Linked DNA regions of Mus musculus: region 1 is linked to region 2. Evidence: chromatin loops called from intact Hi-C (ENCODE). Cell type or tissue: left cerebral cortex. All regions are shown on one strand. Each heading gives the region's core, and the rest is flanking DNA. Links, peaks and the distances in the headings are about the cores only. Region 1 overlaps Gm2164 (predicted gene 2164). Region 2 has its middle 67 kb from the start of Gm40242.

What was found. Peaks named below come from ENCODE experiments on the same cell type or tissue, not always from the same donor. Only the 100,000 strongest peaks of a DNase experiment are listed, where the experiment ranks them.
Region 1: it touches region 2 in a loop (2.6-fold over the local background); 2 of 42 quality-filtered maps call a loop at or near these places.

What each region holds. Positions count from the first base shown.
Region 1 is chr4:124,590,093-124,601,010 of GRCm38, forward strand. All of the region lies in intron 1 of Gm2164 (predicted gene 2164), which reads right to left. Among named protein-coding and RNA genes, the nearest start is that of 4933407E24Rik, 26 kb to the left of the region's middle. In left cerebral cortex, for the core only: CTCF peaks have their summits at 2,027 (motif pointing left) and 4,923; DNase peaks (open chromatin) are centred at 2,348, 3,190, 3,994, 5,008 and 1 more place; H3K27ac peaks cover 696 bases.
Region 2 is chr4:124,199,919-124,210,836 of GRCm38, forward strand. No RefSeq gene overlaps it. Among named protein-coding and RNA genes, the nearest start is that of Gm40242, 67 kb to the right of the region's middle. In left cerebral cortex, for the core only: CTCF peaks have their summits at 4,010 and 5,486 (motif pointing left); DNase peaks (open chromatin) are centred at 3,174, 5,454, 6,714 and 6,801.

The DNA.
Region 1 (10,918 bases), core at 1,849-9,848, 390 kb after region 2:
GGCACACAGGCAGGCAAAACACCCAAACGCATACAATAAAAATACAGCTTACATTTTTTTTAATATTAGAATGAGCAAGAAAGACATTTGTATCCATCCCGTGAGAAAAACACACCGAGAAGGAGGGCTTCCAGGGGACCATGGGGTGTAAGCCAGGAAATCCCACTGGGAAGAGCTAGCTCTTAAGCCCCACCAGTGCCAGGAAAGGCATGGAGATGGTAGCACAATGCACCATGGGTAGGAGGAGCAGCACCAGAGCTGGGTTAAGGATGCAGCACTGTGGGAAGGATGGCTGAGACTACACCCTAAAAAAGGAGGAAAAGTCAGGGTTTCTTAGCCACAGTCACCATTTGGGGTGATCATTAAAATACAGTTGGAATCAGAGCATGGTGGTACAGGCCTGTAATCCCTGCAGTTGTGTGGCTTAGGCAGGGAATCATGAGTTCCAGGCTAGTCTGAGCCACACAGTAAGACCTTGTTTCAAATTAAAAGGTTAGGGGAAGAGAAGGCTGTTTTGGTGGTTTAAAGTACCTGCTGCTCTTTCAGGGCACCCATGTTGGACAGCGCACAATTACTTGTAACTCAAGCCTAGCTGATCCAAGGCCCTCTATTAGATCCTGTAGACACTAGCACTCATACACAAACCTGCACACAAACACACACACATCTATCCACACATATACACATACTTTAAGGGAGGGCTAAAAAGGCAGGGGGAAATAATAAACACAGAGAGAAAAGCTGTAGCTTTAATTTAATGCCCCAGGAGCCGGTATGGCTCTGGAGTGAGTCCCTGAGAGTGAGGCTTCGCGGAGGCCTGCACGGCAGCAGCCCGAGGCCCAGTGTCTTCAAGAGAGTTGAGAGAACAGAAGGATGAGAGGGAGAAAATGGGGGAGGGGTGGTGGAAGGAAGAACAGAAAAAGAATATGGGATGAGGTCAGGAAAGAGGACGCCATGCCATGCAAAACCACCAAAGCGCCAGCCAGCAGGTCCTTCTCCAAGAGTCCCCAGCCATGGGAAACCAGAAGGAGGCTTCCTTCTCAGCAGAGCAAAGAATTGGCGGGGGGGGGGGGGGGGGGGGGGCAGGAAGCCTTAGCTCAAGGCAAGGATGAAGATACACACACCAAGAAATACACCCACAATGGGGAGGTCCTAGGAGGAGAATAAGAAGGGAAAACTGTGGTCAAGATATAATATATGAGAGCAGAATGAACAAACAAACAAAAACAAATAAGGTGGGGTTGGGGATTTAGCTCAGTGGTAAAGTGCTTGCCTAGCAAGCCCAAGGCCCTGGGTTCGGTCCTCAGCTCCGGAAAAAAGAAAAAAAAGAAAGAAAAAAAAAAAAAAAAAAAAAAAAAACAAATAAGGTAAAGAAATGCATCCACAAATGAGCCCAGACACAGACCTCAAGGACACATGCACAAGCATGGGGGGGCTCTGCAGATGTGTACAGACAGAGGCACTCTGACACAGATGTGCAGTAGCACATGACCAGATGGATGCCAACAGAAGGGCGTGGTCCACATCCACAGACACGGGCAGGTATCCCGTGCTTATGCAATGGACACTCTTACACAGGCAGGAAGAGCATAGAACCCACATTCCCGGACAGGTGTCCACAGACAGAAGAGTAATGCTCACACTAGATTAGTCACACTGGAAATGTGAGCAGAAGCATGCAGCTCAGAGGCAGAGTGATGCCGTAGCTTGCACAAGACCCCGGGTCCTGTCTCTGGTACAGCAAAGATTAACAAAATCAAACAGGCATGCAGACTCACTCTCACATACACCTCAACACAGGGGTGCTCAACTATATAACTCATGTATTCCTGAACTGATATGAACACACACACACACACACACACACACACACACACACACACACACACACATACAGGCTGGAGAGATGGCTCAGCAGTTAAGAGCACTGACTTCTTCCAGCAGTCCTGAGTTCCATTCTCAGAAACTCTATGGTGGCTCACAACCATCTGAAATGGGATCTGATGCCCTCTTCTGGTGTGTCTGAAGATAGCTATATATAAAATAAATAAAAACAAAACAAAACAAAAACACACACACATATACCCCTGTGTGAGAGCACATGCACCCAGACATGTCCTCTGACATACATGCTCACGGCATGTGCTGAAACACTGGCACTTCCCACGATAGCCTGCAACATAATCCTAGCCCAGCCTGGCTTTTGCCATCCCTGGAGACACTCTCCTCAAGTCAGGTCACCCCTTGGCTCACTCTTGCCAACTGCTAGCTTTGACTAACTCCCTAGTACACAGCCGCCCACCTGCGTCTGCCCACTGGCCCAGGGCCCAGGCCCTAGTTGCCAATTCAACCAAATTTCACACCCAACAGTGGAGCAGAGCCAGTGGGCTTGTTGTGGCCCGCTTGGTTCAACAACATGGGGTGGCTCAGGGGAGCTGGTATCCTGTAGCAGCAGAGAGAACAGCCCCATGCGTGGGCAGGCCTGCCCTGAGAGGTCTCTGTTGCTGCCTCTCCAAGCCACCCACACTCTCCTGCCTTAGGCAGCCTCACCTCTGAATGGGACAATATGGATGCCCCCGCTGACATGCTCAATTGATACATCCCCTCCCAGATGACAAAAGCCTTTCCCTAACCCCCCCCCCTTGTTTACTTATTACAGCTACCCTCCTGCATCAGCTTTATACCAGGAAGCTGTGCTCCAAGCCAAATAACTCAGTCACAGCAGTAGACAGGCTCTTGCTCCAACTGTATCTTTCACGGCCAATAAGTATGTAGCCTGTAACCTGCCAGGGTGCAAGGACTTGGCCACTGCAGACATCACTAATCCATCCCCGTCACAATTGACAAGCATGGTCAAAGGTGCCACCGTCAGAGAAACCGTAATGCCATCTTCAATCCTGTTTCCATCCAAGTCCTCCCCAGTCCCATGACTCGGAGCGAAGGGAGAGGGACAAGACAGTCACTGCTATCACTCCACTCACAGAGGAAGAAACTATGTGGAGTCTGAGAGCCAAGAGCAAAACAAGGCTTCCTGAAGACAAGGCCCTACCATGACCATCACTCAGGTAGCACCATCCTGAGTGTCTGGGAGTCAGGTGGTGAAGAGAGCAAGCTCCTCCCAACAGAAAGGGACAGAGCCTTCCACTAATTGGTTCAAGTACTTCTTTTGACCCTAATTAGTTATTTGTCATGTCTCCATTTGCATACCAGAAAGAGGCAAATTTGCATATTTGTAAATGAGACTGGGCCTAGATGTGGGTTCTGGAAGAGCCTGGCAGTTGCTGGCAGGCCTGGGAGGCAGCTGGCTCTTGCCACTAAGGCTTGGGAAGGGGAGATCTGGAAGACAGCTCCTTGGCTACAGGCTGAAAGGTGCTCTAAGAGGGGGTTGGGGGGTCAGACAGGACAGCCTTTCTCCACTCCCTCCCTACCCTGGAGCTAAATTGAGTGCTGGGCAGCAGTGGGGATGGGGGAGCCCAATACTGCTATTTTGATTAGATGGGAGAAGGAGGGGGAATATAAAGTGATTTCAGGACGTTCTGTGCTAAAAACCTTCTGTTCGCATCCTTGGATAGAACCTGTATCGCTTACAGGGGGTGGGGCCCCCCTCCTTGGTGGGCCCCCCTCCCTCCTCTCCATCCCCAGAGAGGAAAATGTTCAGGAGAGGTGGAGGTCAGAAAGCATACCCCGATGGCTTCTCACCCCCCTTCTCCCTCTTGAACTCTTACTCTGACACCCTCTGCCTCTCTCCTGGGCTCTTACTTTGACACCTACAGTCGATCTACTTGCACACACACACACACACATGCACGCACGCACACACAGGCACGTGCCTCAGCCTTCTCCCCCACCCCACCCCACCCCCGTACTGAAACACTCAACTCCTCCAGAATCATAGAGGTACACACGCAACTCAACTGGAGAGGCACATTCGCACATGCAAACATTCCCAGGCTTTCCTCAACACACACATTCACGCCCTTACACATACAGACACACACGCAAACACTTGAACATAGATGTAGGCATACAGACTCACTTAAGCTGTGCATAAATATTTACACACAAGACATACTCATGCGAGCACATCCTTGCTAGGACCAAATTTCTTGGAAATTTCTGGAGATTCTGACCCCTCTCTGCCAGGGCATCTGGTGCCTCTTTGGGGGAAGAGACAAAGAGACTAGGGAACATCCCTTTTTGTTATTGTTATTTTCTTTCTAGTTTTTTTTTTTTTTAACCGTTTCAAGGTCTCACATAGCCAGGGTGATCCTAAACTCACTATGTGGCTGAGATTACCTTGAACTTCTGCTCTTCCTACCTCTACCCCCCTCCCACTTGCTGGCATCACAGGTATGTCCCACTGTATCTAGTAGATAGAAAGGGAATCGGTGTGTCCCCCAGAAATAAGACTTCAGATCAGCATCCGGACCAGCTCTTCCTGAGAAAGCCAATGACCAGTAAATACCCTCGGCTCTTTGACCTCAATCCTGGAACAGAAAGGGGGGCAGGCAGGGATGGAAATGGGAGAAGCTAAGGTAGACTGATAGTACCTGGCCCAAGCATCATCGACTTGTGATTTCCTTGTCAACCTCAGAGGCCAGCGTGACCTAAAGGGATGTGAGCTGCTGCATCTTCAAGCATAGGGACACTGTGATTCTCAACGCAAAGGACCATCCACTGGCTTCTGGGGTCTGAGATCCGGGCAGTAGGCTCTGGGGCCTGGAGACACAGGGTCAGGACCCAGAGCCGCTGCCACTGTCCCCATTCCTGGGCACCACCTCTCCAAAGCCTTATCTCAAAGGCAAGCTAAATAGCTCTGTATTTGTAAATTAAATATAGCCGTACTTCAGCTTTCCAAAGAGCCGGGAAGGAGAGAAGGAGAAAGAAAGAGAGGAAGGGAAGAAAAGCTGCCGCCCTCAGGAAAGTCTGGCTGGTACAGATTGCCTGAGTCATGAATATTCATCTGGCGAATGAGGAGAGCGGGAGTTTGCATAACAGCTCCACCCACCCAACTGAAAGAAATGTCACCGCCTTTGCCAATAAAGTGCCAAAGGAAGCTGGTAGAGGCTGCCAGCCAGACGGTGCCAAACTGCTGACTTCCACTCCTAGTCGTGGAGAACGTACATTGTTTCCGGCCCAAGGAGCGCCACTCGGGGCTGAGGAATGGAGCTGGCTCCTGGGAAAGAACCAGGAAGCAAAGTTGAAAGTGGCACAAGCCACCCACAAGAAACCTAACGGCAAGAGAGGCCGCAGCCTGACTGTTTTTGGCTACCATCAAGGACCCTGGTGGGCCAGCATCCCAGCTTGCCTCAGCTGACAGTATCAGGGTATGGACTGCCTTAAAGAAACCTCAAAAGGGGTCTTCTCGAGTCTCTTGAGTCTTTGAGGGCTGGAAGGCAAGGAGATAGGACAAGTGTCACTTGGAGAAAGCGCACCCACCTTCTGTAGAAGGTTATATTCCAACTGTCAGGAATTTGTCTTTCTCCAGGTTCACAGTCATTTCCAGGGAGATATCTTTTTTCCTCACACCCATCCTTAAGACAGGAAGTTTCCCTGTCCTCTGACTGCTCCAGTCCCGAAAGGGACCTGGTTCCCAGAAGCTGTGCTTCCATGCTGACTGTGAGATTCCAGCCCAGGACAGGACTCAAATGACAATCCTCAAACCATTTCAATGGAACTGCTACTTCTATCCATCCCATCCTCACTCCTGCATCAGATCGGAGCCTCTACAGAGTCTCTGAATGGCGCTGGTTAAGTCTCCTGGGTCAAGAGCGTCCATCTCAGCCTGGCAGTTCAGTGTGGACCCACTGAGATCAAAGTCGGTCTCCTACCCCTAGATTCCCTCTTGAGAAGGCTAGGAGAGAAAATGCCACTCTGCGGGGCACCATCTGAGTGGCACCTCTGGGTGTCATTGCAAACACACTGCCCACTTGCCTGTCTGGCACAGCTGGCTCCCGACAGTGATCACCTGAACGAACAGGAAAACCGGAGCTCTGTACTCAGAGCTTTTCTCGGGGTACAGAAAAGCAAGTAGGACAGTGGGCGTTGCCAGCTGCTGCTCCCACAGTGTGGAATTTAGGCTGTGGATTCGGGGCTGGGTAAGGATATACACACGTGCACACCTTCACAGACTGCTCAGTTCGAGCATCTGAGGACTCTTAGGTAGAACACATAAAGACACACAAGCCAAGAGGGGGAGGCTGCAGGATCTGAGGGGAGAGTACCCACTCTGAGAAACCAGGAAGGCCCCTCCTAGGGCTCACGGGACCCCTGAGGCTTGTGCTAACACAAACCCAGAACTTAAGCTCGCTCAGCTGAGATTTGTCTCCGCTGTGCTTGGGGCTCCCAGGAGCCCGGATCCTTTACTGCTTCTGCCACAGTGAAAACATCTGCGGTAGGGTGCAGAGGCCTTCAGAGAACAGACCTAGAGTCTGCCTCTTTGCCATGTACCCACCCTGACCCCAAAACAGCCCCAAATCCTGTCACCTTCTCTAGCCCATTCATCCTACTAAAGATACACTGTTAAATTCAAAGATTTCTGCAAATGTGTGGAGAATTCTAAAATCCACACTGAACAAATTTCTTCCCCGAGGGACTACTCAGGGCCTTTACTGTTTACACACGGGCCAGTCTGTGAATTTGACATTTCACGGACCCAGAATCCTTTTCTGTGGAACACTTCAAGAAACTAAGATTCATGGGGTTAATTTTTTAGGAAAGTGTTTCCACAGATTAAAACATCTAATCCCCCAGCCTCCGCTCTTCTCCTAAGTGGGCCTCTCACCAGCCTGCGCCTTCCCTCAAGGTGAGTTCTGCCTGTGTGCATAACACTCCTCTTGCTCTGCTTCCCAAGAGTCCAGAACAACCTCCACCCTCCTCCTGCCAGGGCCCCCTATGTTCCCACTCACTCAAAATGTTGTCTTTGACCCAAGCTTTCTCCTTGAAAGTCTTCCCAGCAAAACATGATAGCCTCTTTGTCTTGCTCTACTCCTAAGTCCTGCATTTGAACCCACAAACAGATTTCTTGTGCTCAGTGCTGCAGACGGTAGGGCTCCCATTTGCCTTCCCTGGATACTCAGATGGGGGATTCTGTGGGCACTCCAATGTCTGTGCACTGACTGCTATGCTACCTATGGTCAGGCTTTTTTCAGGATGTCAACCAATGTGAATGTGCTTTACGATCTTATCAGCTCAGACTCCTGAGCTCATCCCATGAGCTGCACTTATCCTGAGCTCCTGGCTAGATGCTTCTTGACACCAAGCTTGGGGTCTATGTCTACGTGGATGGAGAGCTGGCTCCACCAGCCATCCTTGCTCTAACTCAGGCATCGCTTCTTCCACGCCTTCTTGGGCCATCTTCCAAGCCCATGCTCCAGCCCAGGCAGGGCCATGAGGTTCAGTTCCCCACCAGTTCCCTTCTGCTGGTATTGTCCCCCTGGACTGACTATTGAGAGAAAGACTTGAGGCTTCTTCCAGGCTCAGCAGAATGGCTGGTGATGTCTGCCGGAGCCTGCAGAGAGACAAGCGGCACACATGCCTGTTACTGACATCCTAAATCAGGGCTCCATCACTTTCCAGTCTGCAGTCCTGTAACTGAAATCCTCTATACTACATGTGACAGTGGCCAGACCGCTCTCTCCTCCATCAAAACCACTCTCCACGGTCACTAACAGCCTCCCGTTGGTCGAGTCCTGCATTCCTTCCCCACCTTCATGACTTTGCACTATTACATATGGCTGACTTTAAAAAATGTACTCTGTGACACCATGGCTCTCACTTGTCCCCACCCATGTCTTCCTCCCCCAGCTCTAGAGCAAACTTTGTCCTCAGAGAGACAGCCACCTCCGCCCCGTGGGAGGCAGCCATTGCCACCACCACACGCCCTGGCGCCTCCACTTTCCTCCACAGTTCACACTCTCGGGCTCGCCATCCACGCACAACCCTTCGGGCCTTGCTTGTCATGCCTTTATCCACAGGAGCTGAACCATAGAGTGCTCGGCCTTCTAGTTAACACTTATCTTCCTTCCCAAGAGAAAGGAGTTTATCATTTGTCCTGGTTGAAAACCATGATTCATCTTCATTATAAAGCTCAAAATCAAACCAACGCTCAAAAGTATGAAAAAGAAAGTGAAAAATCCCATCACCCAGATATAACTCCTAGCATTCTGGTGAACAGGCTTGCAGACATATCTCTATGCATATATACACATGGAGCGCCATGTATATAATTTTATAGCTAAGAAGTTGTATTATACATACTGTTCTCGCTGACACCTGCTTTTCCTGCTCAACAATATGTCATAGACATCTTTCTATGTCAATAAATAGAGCTTTACAAAATTATTCTAATTACTCAGTAGTACTCCATTGTATGTGTGCATCTTTATGTTCCTGGGTCTCTATTGATGATCACGTAGGATGTTGTCAAGATTTTCCTCTCATCAACAACGCTGGGATAAACATCCGCATACGTATCTCTTTGCTCATTTTTGTACATTTTCGCTCTTTAAACTAAACACTGGCGAACGAGGCTGCCATGATAGTGGAGAGAGTAGTTCTAATTTTACCATGCTGCCCTTCACAAAGCCTCCCATGAAAGTCCAGTCTGTAGCCATGAGCCACAAGCAGCCCTGGAGAGCTATAAGAAGGCCCAAACCAAAATCATATACTTTTCTTTAAACACCAGTTTTGTTTTGTGTGATCTTTTTTTTTTCAAACTGGATTGCACAGTTCTCAAGCATGAACTTTGCAGATGACAAAGTCACATTGCAATGTCAAAAGCTCAGCCTCCTCGAGCCCTGTGACCACTGCCTGTGACAGAAGCCACACTCTAACACCTGTCTGCCCACACTTTGCCAGCCCCGGTCTTATGAGGCTTCAGAAATGCATACAAGGCACAGAACAGTGGCTCATACTGACACTGCTGAGATCATGAGGGACTATAAAGAGTTACGTGTCTTTTCATTTATCTCTGATTATTTCCTTTCTGAATTGCCTGTCCATGTCCTTTGCCCGTGTTGATGATAAAATATTTGTTCTTTTTCTTAATAATCTATATCTGATCTGTGCACATGAAAAATTAAATTTTTCTAGCATTTATCCCTTCTGTACTTTCCTCTTTATTAATTTTGTTTGTTTGTTTGTTTGTTTTTTGGAGTCAGGGTTTCTCAGTATATCCCTGGCTGTCCTAGAACTCTATAGACCAGGCTGGCCTCGAACTCAGAAATTCACCTGACTCTGCCTCCCAAGTGCTGGGATTAAAGGCCTGTGCCACCACTGCCTGGATCCTCTTTATTAATTTTATGTGTGTGTGTGTGTGTGTGTGTGTGTGTGTGTGTGTGTGTGTGTGTGTGTGTGTTTGTGCGCGCGTGCGTGCTTCATGTGTTTGGGTGCCTATGTAAAATGAATGGCACAGAACCAGGAATTGATGCAAAAAGCAAGAGGAATTTATTGTTCCAAGGTGTTGGGATCATCCTACACCCGAAGGAGAAGTGGCGACCCTGCGCGCAGCTCATTCAGTGAGCTTTTATACAGTATTCAGCAGCCACTAGGCACAATGTGATTGGCAGAACAGTATGACTTTTAAACTGGTCGGTCTTTAGGGAATGAGGTGACAAGGACTTCCCCCAGCACAATCCCAGGTGGTTGTGGGAGTACAGGAAGCAACTACTCTTCACCATTCTCTTCAACTTTTGCCCACTCCACTCATCTGCCCACCCACCACCCCCACACCGCCTTCTTTTGGAGGCTGGCCTCGAACTCATTATTCAGGTAATGATGACCATGAAACTCTTTTGTTTCGTTGTTTTAACAGTATCTTATTATACAGTTCTAGCTGGCCTGAGACTGATGGAGATGCTTCTGCCTCTGCCTTCCAAGTGATAGGATTAAAGGTGTGCACTGCCACACATAACCCTTGATACTGCCTGTACATATAGGGGCTGGCGAGATGTCTCAGTGGTTAAGAGCACTGACTCTTCTACCAGAGGTCCTGAGTTCAATTCCCAGAAACAACATGGTGGCTCATAACCATTTGTAATGGGATTCGATACACACTAAATAAATAAATAAATAAATAAATAAATAAATAAATGTATTTACAGTCTCAATTCTGACAGTCCAGTGTATACGTTTTAACACTTAATTGTGTGCATGCAGAAGCCAGAGGACACCGTGTGGAAGTCTATTCTCTTCTTCTACTATAGTGGTCCCAGGAATTGAACTTGGGACATAAGGCTTGGCAGCAGATGCCTTTACCCACTGTACCATCCTTACCAGCACACATTTATTAATTTCTTATGACTTCTGGGTATCACAGCATGCTTAAAAGGATGTGCCCCATCTTAGGGTGAACAAAGAATGCATTCACGTGGTTTCCACAGTTTTTTAGCTAGGAACCCTGTTTATGTTGTAAGGACTGTCCCATATATCCTGCTCAATTGAATCTATAAAATTGTCCATATATTCCCAATTCCATTGAAATGACAATTTATCATACCAAAAAAAAAAATCCCCTAAATATTTGGATCCATTTCTGGACTTTCCAATCCGTCCCAATGAAAGAATGGAGTTAATCTTAACATGAGAGTTTTAATGAGTGTCCTTTGTAAAGCATAGTAATTTCTGATAAGTATTCATTTTTTTCATCATTGGAATTTTCTGACTTCTCTCCGTTTTTAATCTCTTCCAGATCAGCTCTAAGATTACTTTGGTAAATTCAAAACAATTTTCTCTAGGCCTCTTGGTTTTCTTAATTTTGTGCACTCGTGTAGGAAGATCTGGTGCCGCTGGGGTGGTCCTAGAGCTTCCGAAAGCACAAGGCGAGTGTCATAGCTACTTGTCTGTCTTCCATTCTCCAAAAGTTTCCTGGTTTTCTTCATGTGATGGCCCAGCTCTGATGAAGCTCACCCCTAGGCAG
Region 2 (10,918 bases), core at 1,707-9,706:
CTTCAACCACCCCGTTTTTTTCTTTAGCCTGAGCCCACAGGGCCTGTCTGGGCTACAGGGAGGGGGGCAGGGTTGATCTATGGGTTGGATAACCTGCCTGGGGAAAGGGAGGGGGCCTCTGACCCAGGGGTAAATCACGGACTTCCCCCAGGGCCCGTCAGTTTCCCAGGAAAGGAGCCCGGGGCATTTGTTATCTCAATGTTTCCCCTGAGGGGCTGACCACATGATTCATTTCACTCACACTAATTGGATGTAAATTAGATGAGAAATCAGTAATTTGTCCATAGATTTGTCATTCCGGTGGTGGCTTCCCAGCTTTCCAGGCAGAGGGAGGCCCTGGCCGCACAGGCGCCCCCCAGCTGTATGGAAGGAAGAAGACGCCTTCCTTGGGGGTGAGGGGTGAGGAATGGGGGAAAGATGGGGTAGCCTTCCCGAAGCGAGCCCTAGCTTTGCACTGCTTTAAAAGGATAGAGAGGAGGAGGAGCAGGGAGAGAGGAAGAAAGCAGGAGCAATGATGTGGGGGGAGAGAGAGAATCTGCTGGGGTGGGGGGACCTTTCAGGTAAGGTTGTTTAGTGTCAATAGGAGAAAGGATTACTGCCACCTCCTCCAGCAACAATATGCTAATCAACCCCCTGGGCCCACTCCGGGGCTGGGAAGCTGGGCAGCTAGCTGCCTCAGTCTGTCTCTGGAGCCTGATGGCTTCTGATTTAATGAGGGGGAGGGCATAGAACAGGCCCTGGCTCTTGGGAGTGGAATCAGACCATGCCACACAGGTCAGGGAAGCGTACAAGGGGTGGATCTGTCTGGACGACCGGCATGCAGAAGAATAGCAGCATCCTGGGCCCCCCAACACCCCCCTCAGCATTGCTCTAGGGTGGGCAGGAGCAGCAGAGCATGCTCCATTTATTAGAGAGACAGGCAGAGTCCCCTGAGAAAGGACAGAAATGCAAATATTTTTAAAGGAAATTTGAGGGCCGCAACCAGGGTATAAAGGAAACAGTGAGAGAGCAGGGGAGAAATGGGGGTCATTGTCCAAAGATGCCTTTGAAGGACTTGATACTAAGTTTGCACACACACACTTGGGAGGTGGGGGGTGTGCTAGGGTTCCCACCACCCCTCTAGAAAGGTTTCAGAGAAAGAACTCCTAAGGGTGGGCTTTACTTGGCCAGAGAACTGAAACACAGTGGTCGAGAGGGTCCGAGGGGTTGGGATTTTGAGTTTGAAAAGATTCAAAAGGGGGTCAATGAGATGGCTCAGCATGTGAAGGTGCTTGCCGCCAAGCCTGAAAACCTTATTGTACCCAGGTCTCACATAGTGGAAGGAGAGAATCGGTTCAGATGCTGCCCTCTGCCCTCTATATGAGCTCTCTGGCATCAGCGTGCACATTCTCTCTCTCTCTCTCTCTCTCTCTCTCTCTGAGTCTCTCTCTGTCTCTCTCTCTCTCTGTCTCTTTCTCTCTCTCTCTCTGAGTCTCTCTCTCACACAGAGACAGACAGAGATAGACACAGAGACAAAGACAGAGCAAGGATACATAAATGTAAAAATACTTTTTAAAGAAAAGACTTCGAGCCATGTGCTCTTTCATTCATTTAACTGCACACATGTTTCTTAGGTTTTACCTTTTGCCCAGCTTGGTGGAGGGCAAGCCAAAAGACTCAGCTCCTTAAGCTCCGGAGCAGCCACTAATCAAATCATTGTCCACATAGTGTGATGATAAGCTATGCCGAGGGCCAGTTGTGATCAGAGCATGGGGTTTCGACAGTCGCTGAGAGAGGAACTGGGTGCTGGCTGGCCTGGGAGGTCCTGGGGAATAACGCTAAGAACTGATTCAATGACAAGAGTCAAGTCGTCTCACAGGGAGAAGCACAGACCACTGTGCACCTGTGCATGACGCAGGCAACCGAGTATCTGAGCATGCGTGTCTGTGCCTGAGGGTTTGTCTTCCCGCAAGTCAGAGTGTGAGTGTGTGTGTGGGGGGGGGGGTGTGCCAGGGGAACAGGCAGGGAAAGGCTGTGTTCTTCTCACAATGTTGTGGGGTACATTCAAAGGATCTGAAATTCAGGTCTACCTCTATGCGTCATGTCCCTAGCCGGAAAAAGAGAAAGGAATTCTTTGGTTTCGTGAGCAACTTTTCCATGATCTGTGTCTCTTTCTTGAGCTTCTGTGGATGAGAGCACCTGGCTCAGTGAGCCTCCACCAGGACTTCTCTTTCCCAAGCCTACCTTCCAGCCTGCCTTCTTTGCTCGATGCCTCATTTGTACTGAGTGCTGCAAGAAATTTAGATTTCTCTCTCTGTCTCTCTGTCTCTGTGTGTGTGTGTGTGTGTTGAACTGAGATCATCAGGCATGCAGCATGGGCCTTTACCCACTGACTGGCTATCTCACCAGACTCACTGAGTGCTTTTTTAAGTGCATCTATTCCAGTTTCTTTTCTTTTGCTATGATAAAACACTGTGACCAAAAGCAGCTTTGGGAGTTAAGCGTTTGTTTGGTTTGTACTTCCAGGTCACAGTTCACCATGAGAAGTCAGGACAGAAGCTTGAAACAGAAACCATGGAAGTTGTTTGTTGAATCATTCTCTACCTGGCTCCTAGGCTCATACTCAACTGGCTTTCGAATATAGCCCAGGACCAACTGCCTAGGGAAAGTACCACCCACTGTGGACTGACCCTTCCTACCTCAGTTAGCAACCAAAACAATGCCCCACAGGCCTACCTGAAGTAGGCAGTTCTTCAACTAAGATTCCCTTTTTCAAGGTGATTCAAGTTGACAATAAAAATCTACCCAGCACATCTTCCAATCTGTTATGTTATTTGGTGGGTATTTGTTATCCCATTTTACAGATGGGAGGACGGGAGCTCAAGGGTCAAGTGACTTGTCGAAGATCAATGTCAACAAGAACAGAGAAGCTTGCTCCGGACTCAGAACTTGCCTTTCCCACACCTGCTTTTAACCTAAACCCCACACATTCCCTCCCCCCACTCCTGTTTCCCCCCTCCCTTCTCTCTCTTCCCCTTTCTCACTCTCCCTGGCTTCTACAAACATTGACAAGTTCACGATGAACGAGAGGCCTAGTTATTCACATAACACTGTGCCTTCCTGCTTTGCACAAATGTGGTTTCATAACAAGGATCTGATTCATGCTCAACTTTTGAGGACACCTATATCCGCATCCCGTTGCCAGCTCCTCGCAAATGTTAAGGTGCTGAGGGAGAATCATCGACATTTTAATGTTGGAAGCGCGTGCCTCAATCCACACAGGCAAACTGAGACCCTATGGGGAAAGGAAGCTTGGGAAGGACAGGCTGAATCACCAGTGGAGACAAAAAAATACAAAATTAAAAAACCAGACAGGGCCCCTTTGACTGTGTTCCAGCCAGTATTCCATTGAGGAATCCGGGTGTCCTTCTAAAAGGCACCCAGGAGAACATGGCAAGAGAATGCCCCACATTGATGAGGAACCCATGATCCCTAGGGGCAAAGGCACCGCCAACCATTCTAGAAGGTCTAATTTAATTGCCAGGTTTTAGGCTGCATGGTAAGTTCTCTTTGTTGATATGAAGAGACCTCATTCCTAGCTATTATGGAAGATACACCTATATTCAAGGGCACTGTTGCTCTATCTCAGAGGATAGGGAAGAGAGAGCCTGGGAGAGGCAGATATTGGCTGGCAGCAAGATATGCCTGCCTGCCTGCCTACCCTGTGACCACACTGCTGGTAGCCAAGGCTAGAAGAGCAGCTGCTGTCTGATGCTCTTCAGTATCCCTGCTCAGATGTGAGTCTGGAGGCTGGTGTTCCAAGGTGAGTTTGGATGCTCAAGAATCCTGGTCCTTGATTCCACTGGAGGAATTCTGCAATAACATGGAATTGACCTTGAACTTCAGCTTCCCCGCCTTTTCCCAGTCTGTGTCCCTGGACTGGCAACAAGCCCAAGGTGTTAGTTCCCTCATTTGTAGAATGTCTCCCAGGGTCATTGGGAGACTTTCTTGGAGATGGGTGTAGTACCATGCCTGCCCACTAGGGAGTGCTCAAGAAATGCACAAGCCCTTTCTTCCATCTTTGTCCTCTCTGCCAACCATCCTTTCTTTCCTCATGTCGTTCCTTATTGAGGACTAAGAGAGTTAGTGGGTGTCCTGGCACAAGCTAGAGTCATCTGAGCAGAGGGAACCTCAACTGGGAAAAATGTCTCTGTAAGACTGGCCTTTAGGCAAATTGGTGGGGCATTTTCCTGATTAGTGATTGATGTGGGAGGGTCCACTCTATTGTGCTACCCGAGTAGATAGTCCTAGGGTATATAAGAAGACAAACTGAGCAAACCAGGAGAAACCAGCTGGTAAGCGACATTCTTCCATGACTTCTGTTTCAGTTCCTGCTTCCAGGTTCCTGCTTTGAGTTCTGCTGTGACTTCCTTCCATGGACCATGATGTAGATCGATAAGCTGAAATCAACCCTTTCTTCCCCAAGTTGCTTTTGGTCACAGTGCTTTGTCATAACAGTAGAGAGCAAGCTGGGACAGTGGGGCTGGGTTAGGAGGAGCGACAGACTCAAGGTTGTCTTGCCCAGGAACTGGAAGGTAGTATTAGACTCAGCACAGGATGCCAGACACAAAAGTCACCCTTAGCTCTAAGGCCAGCTAAGTCACCAACCGTGGTCTCAGGAGATCAAGTGCTTGCTGGAAACCAAATGTGGCCCTTCAGGTGTCTAACTCTGGGCTGATGGTTCACTGGGCAAAGGATGCCAACTCCCAGACAGACTTTCAAGATCAGCTGCTGGATGGAAGTGGGTCAGACTAGGCATTTATTGGTACAAAATAAGTCCTCTATGGCAAAGTTATCATTTTCTTCTCCTGTTGTTATGCTTAGCTCTGTGGGTCAAGTCAAACGGACTGGCATCTTTAAAAAACAAACTGGGGCTGGAGAGAGAGAGAGAGATAGCTCAGCAGTTAAGAGCACTGTCTATTCTTCCAGGGGACCCAGGTTCAGTTCTCAGCACCCACATGGTGGCTAAAACCATCTGTAACTCCACTCCCAGGACATCTGATGCCCCCTTCTGGCCTCCACACTCACATGGTACCTAGACATACACTCAGGCAAAACACCCGTTCACATAGAAACAAATACATCTTAAAAACAGCCAAAGCAGTTAACTGCTACCAACTGACACTCACCTCGTAGCAAATATGTTACATACATTAACTCCATTAGAGTGAACCACGTATTGTGTTTCCTTATAAGTCAAAGCTCTGACTCCTCCCAGCCTGTGTAATAGGAATTCAGGAAAGAAACAACTTGAAGGGAAAAAAGGTTAATTTTGGCTCATGCCTCAGGGGGATTTCAGTTCATTGCAGTGGGTGTTGGCTTCATCCTTGGCCACTGAAGTCTGGGGCTGTGCACGTGGTGCAGACCAAGAAGCAGAGAGCTTAGGGCAGGAACAAGAGGTGAGCATGCTGTTCAAAGACTGGCCCCTAGTGGCCTTCCCTTACTTCCAAGAGACAAGCCCCATATTTTGAGGGCTCTGCAGCTGTCAAACTAGTGCTAAATCCTAAGGACAAGAGCCCGTGGGCTGCATTTCAGATTAAAAGCCTAACAGGTCATAACGGGATTTTGATTTCATAGAACTGACATCCTATAAGAAAGAGACTCCAATGTATGTGTTTTCTCCCCTACTCTCTCTCTCTCTCTCTCTCTCTCTCTCTCTCTCTCTCTCTCTCTCTCTCTCTCTGTGTGTGTGTGTGTGTATGTGTGTGTGTGTGTGTGTGTGTGTGTGCGCGCGTGAGATATAGTGAGAAGGTAGTCGTTTGCTTGCCAGAAAAGGGCCCAAAGGCCAGTATCCTTAGCACCTTCAGTAGCGTTGGCCCCTACCTAGTATGTGTCCAGAGCAGTGGAGAAAACTGAGCAGTTACTCCCAACATGGCTGGAAAGCTGACTGGTTAGCAGAAATGGTAATGTTCTCTTTCCTCTCAGCTCTGTCTTCAGTGACACCATGCTGGTACTGTGACCCACCATAGCAGTAGCATTTACACTGCAGGAATTGGTAGACACTACAAACTAGAGCTTTTACATGGAGGAGCCAGTTATTAAACCTTCAGCACACGCTATTATAGACTACATCAAACATATAGAAGAAGTATGTAGGGGCCAGGATCTTAGACAGCAAGGGTCTTGGTCCTTCAGGACATTGCCTGGTGACATGCTCTGGGTTTCATCGGCTAGAACACATGTTAAAGCCCTTGAAGACAATCAGGTCCACGCTTCATTTCACAGATGGAAAGCCGGGGTCCAGAGAGAGGAAATGACTTGCCTAGGGTCTCTCGGCACACGTGGCAGCAGTTCAAGGTCATCTCTATCTAATCCGCTCAAACTTATAAATCGTGTAGGTAGCGGGTAGTGGTGGGGGTGATATGCCAGAGGTTTTCTGGCCTAGATCAAGCATCCACGCTGCTATTTGGGGGAAGATTTCGTGAGGATGGGGTTGTGTTTTCCTGGTTTCCTGGCTGTTCCTTCCTCTTGTGTTTGCACACCCCACAGGGTGTAGTAGAGAGATAAGCGAGATGCACACTCTATAATCAATAATGCAGCTTCTTCTGTCTCTGAGTGGAGTCTGTGGAAGTCGATGAGAATAGCACAGCTTGTAAATGTGCAGATTGGACCGGAGCCCTAAAGTGCACCCTAGAAAACACGGCTGCGTGTTCTTCATCTACAGCTAATTATAACTTTATTCATTACAGTCTGGCTCATAAGATTATAGACCTAAATCAGGAATAGAATATGTGTTACATATATATTTTTATAATACTTTTCCTCCGTCAGAAGTGAGTCTCTGCCTCGATCGGAGGCGTGAAGTCAGAGTCCCGTCCCTGAGTCAGGCATCTGCAATGTGGCATTTTCTGTCGCCGCCCCACACTTTGCTTAAAGCAACGTGAAGGTGTTAAACAACTCAGAACGAACCCGCCCCGCCCGCCCCACCCGGCAAATCACAGCGCCTGTCAAAGGAAGATGTAGAAGGAGTTATTAATCTTTGGGGCCAACTGTTTTTAATTATGTACATACAGTATTCAAATTAGTTTCAAAATGGTCTTGGAGGTTCAGTTCTTCCCCGCAGTTTATCCTGCCGGGCGTGCGGCCTGTAAGGGCCAAGGCCGAAGTCAAGACTGAAGACTGCCCTTGATCTATAGGGCTGTGGATCCTTGATCCACAGAACCCCTTGAGGATCAGTGTTTGGACTTCTTCCACTGTGGCTCTTTCCTTAGGTAACCTCAGTGCAGGCCTTGCTCTGGAATAGCATCTATATGCTAATGATGTCAAAACATGCTCTCTAGCCCTATTCTGTGCTCTTACCGGCACACGTACCTGCTCCACTTCAGTTTCTTCTTGAGGGCTTTGTAGACATCTGAAGGCTTCGATGCTCAAAGCAAAACTTGATCTCTAGCAAAGCATACCCTGCCCTGTGCTGCCCCGAGTATTCACATATACACGGTCACTATTTCTCAGTCAGTAACCACATCGGTGTGCTCACCCTGCAAAGCCATGGGATAGTCTGGATTCTTCTTTGCTTTCCATTCCCACACCAATGAGCGTATTTAATGGCCGACACACATTATACCCAGACGTATTCTCCTCCTCAACTGTGTCGTAGGTGCTCCCCGGTTGTCACCGTCTTGTCCTAGGCCACAGTAGCAGCTCCTTAGATCATATCACTGCTTCCTGCCTTGTATTTCCAAGGCCTATTCTCTACCCAGTAGCTGGAGGAAGTCTTTACACAGTTGTGTCCACTTCTCGGCTCACAGCCCTCCCATGGCACAAGCACAAACTCCAGATGCTCTGCAAGAACCTCGAGGGACTCTTCCTGAATCCAGTCCCAGCCTGTCCCCCGGCTCTCATCATCATGCTTCATGCTGTATGACAAGTCACTGGAACTCTTGAAACTCGTTAAGCCTCAGATACAGGACACACTCATTCTTCACCACTAAGATTCATCTTGTCATTAACCAGGTTGGAATCCGTCAACTGTTAGTTCTTCATGAGTTCTTCCCAGAGGCAGAGTCTGGACAGGGAGAGGGATGACCAACCCTTTCCACACCATCTCAGAGTACTGTCCTTATGGCTAACTCTTCTTGATGATATAACAGAATCCTTGACCAACATTGGGTATCTTTTGTTTCTTCCTTCCTTTCTCCCTCCTTCCCTTCTTCCTTCCTTCCTTTGTATGTATGTATGTATGTATGTATGTATGTATGTATGTATGTATGTATGTATGTATGTATATAAGTACACTGTTGCTGTCTTCAAACACACCAGAGGAGGGCATCAAATCCCATTACAGATGGTTGTGAGCCATCATGTGGTTGCTGGGATTTGAACTCAGGACCTTTGGAAAAGCAGTCGGTGCTCTTAACCACTGAGCCATCTCACCAGCCCCTAAATGTAGACAAAGACTCATACATGTAAATAATTTTAAAAAGATTTATTTATTTTATTTACATGAGTACACTGTTGCTGTCTTCAAACACACCAGAGGAGGGCATCAGATCCCATTACAGATGGTTGTGAGCCACCATGTGGTTGCTGGGATTTGAACTCAGGACCTCTGAAAGAGCAGTCAATACTCTTAACCTCTGAGCCATCTCCCCAATCCTGGGTATTTTTCATAATCTTTGTTAAACTTGTTTTCTGAGGCAGGGTCTTTCACTGGACCTAGAGCTCACTGATTCTGCTGCCAGCAAGTCCCAGGGATTCTCCTGCCTCCACCTCCCCAGTGCTGGGATTATAGGTGCACAGTACTACACGGGTGCTGGGGACCTGAGCATCGGTCCTTATGTCTGTGTAGTCAGAACCATAAGGACTGAGCCATTTCCTTAAAAACTCTCCTGCTCCCAGTTAGATGCTCTCTTTCATTCCATTGAGTTCTCAGATTCCTTGGCATCCCTGAGGGCAGGACATGTTCCGGCCTGCTTCTCCCTCCTCCATGTATAGCACTGGGTCTGGCACACAGTAGGCATACTGCAAAGAGACGATGAAAGCCAGTTGGCTCCTTAGCTGTCTTGTAACAACAGAGTTTCTTTGCCTCCACAGTCCTGCCTTTTCCTCAAAGTGTTAGATGGTAAGACCATCAGGAGCAAGTCCGAGATCCACCCACCCACCCACGCCTGGACTCTCCTGGTGCTATAACAGTGCAGAGTCCTTAGCAAGCACACAGTACATTTCTGTAGCTCAGAACTCACCACGGAGGGAAGTGTTGGGTCATCTTAAGCCAGTGAGAAGGATCGGCGTTGACTAGTGTTTGAGTCTTCTCTGCAGTGTCTTGGTTGGAGTCCTACCCAATAAAGAGGTACACATAGTCTTCTGACATTTTTGTTAAAAACAAAGGGAGACAAGAGAGTTTTCCCCCTTTTCCCGAAGATGGCAAATGAGGCCTGGCATGAAACATAGATTCACAAGGTTTTTTGTGTGCAAACAATATATCCATTATAGAAGAGTTTTATATTCCCTCATCTGACACGCAAGGGTGGCGCTTTGTATAAACCACATTGTTTGAGCAGAAAATTGTATTCTACAGATTTCATTTTGATAAGAGAATCCTGGCTTTGTCACCCAGCAACATTTTAAGAAGTCACATAAAGAGGCAATGCCTTGAAATTGTATTTTCCTAGTGAGCTAACTCTGGTAGGAATCACCACTTCCCACAGTTCCCTGTTACATTCTGAATAGTCTTGGTTTGATTGGAAATGTGTGCTGGCCAAGGCCATAGTCTTTTGTGGCAGCTACCCTGGGTGTGTGTCACTCATGTCAATGACACCAAGACCATCATTGTTATTGTCATCATTGTCGTCATCGTCATCATCATCATCATTGATGTTCACCTTTGTTGAGGGTAGTCTGTGCCTTCTGGGTAGTATCTTTGGAAATTCCACTTGTTTCGTTCTAGAGACCCAGAATCACATAGCCCAGCCTGGCCTCAAACTCCTCATAAATCCAGCCTGACTGTGCATGTCTGACCCTCCTGCCTCCACATCCTGACTGTAGGGATCACAAGCATGCACATCCATGTCTAGGTTATGCTGTGGTGGAGACTGAACCCAGGGCCTTCTGAATGCTGCCTCTTCAGTGCCCTGTCAACTGAGTCACATCTTCAGGACGGATATCCCTGGCTCATCAAAAAAGTGGTGCGGTGGACAGAAACCTGTCTTTCCACTTCCATAGGCTTCTCCTGACAGCAAGGGGGAAATTCTAGACAGTCTCTCTTTGATATGGAAGGAGTCATAGAGCCTGGAAGTTCATGTGCCAGAGGAGACATGATTCACAGTCACCGTACTGTGTGGGAAGGACGAACTGGGACGCAAACTGCCAGCACGCTCCAGGGTTTGCCTCTCGGTAATGCGAGCTTTGCAGTCTGGCCAGGAGTGAGCTTTTTACCATAAACATTCAGGGCATGCTGCTTATGTTTTAAAAGTGACGTGTTTTAATTTCCAGCCAAAAATACTATATGTTTGGATTGCAGTTTCTCAAGTTGCTAAAAAATTATTCAGAGGAGATGAAAACCTGCCATGCGGTAGAGGAAGCAGCCTGATGTTTAATGCAAAGGCGAGACCGAATCTCTCCGAACGAGGCATGGTCTCCTCTTTAAACCCGCCTGTGAACATGAATGCGGCAGAGCTGAGACATTTGGGGTCTGCCACGAACTGGTGTCATCTATGGTCAACTTGGATGCCCTTGGAAACATCAGGGAAAATTCATTTAAATGCATCCTCTTTTTTCCCATTTATTATGGATAGAGAAGACAAAATAAACCCATGAAGCTGCAGGAGCAAGGAGCTTTCAAATTTTAATGTCTTGTGATGGTAAAGGTTGCTTCCCACCTATATATGAGGAGTCAGAAAGAGGCTGTGCTCTGTGCCCCTGTGTGCTCTGATGGGGATGG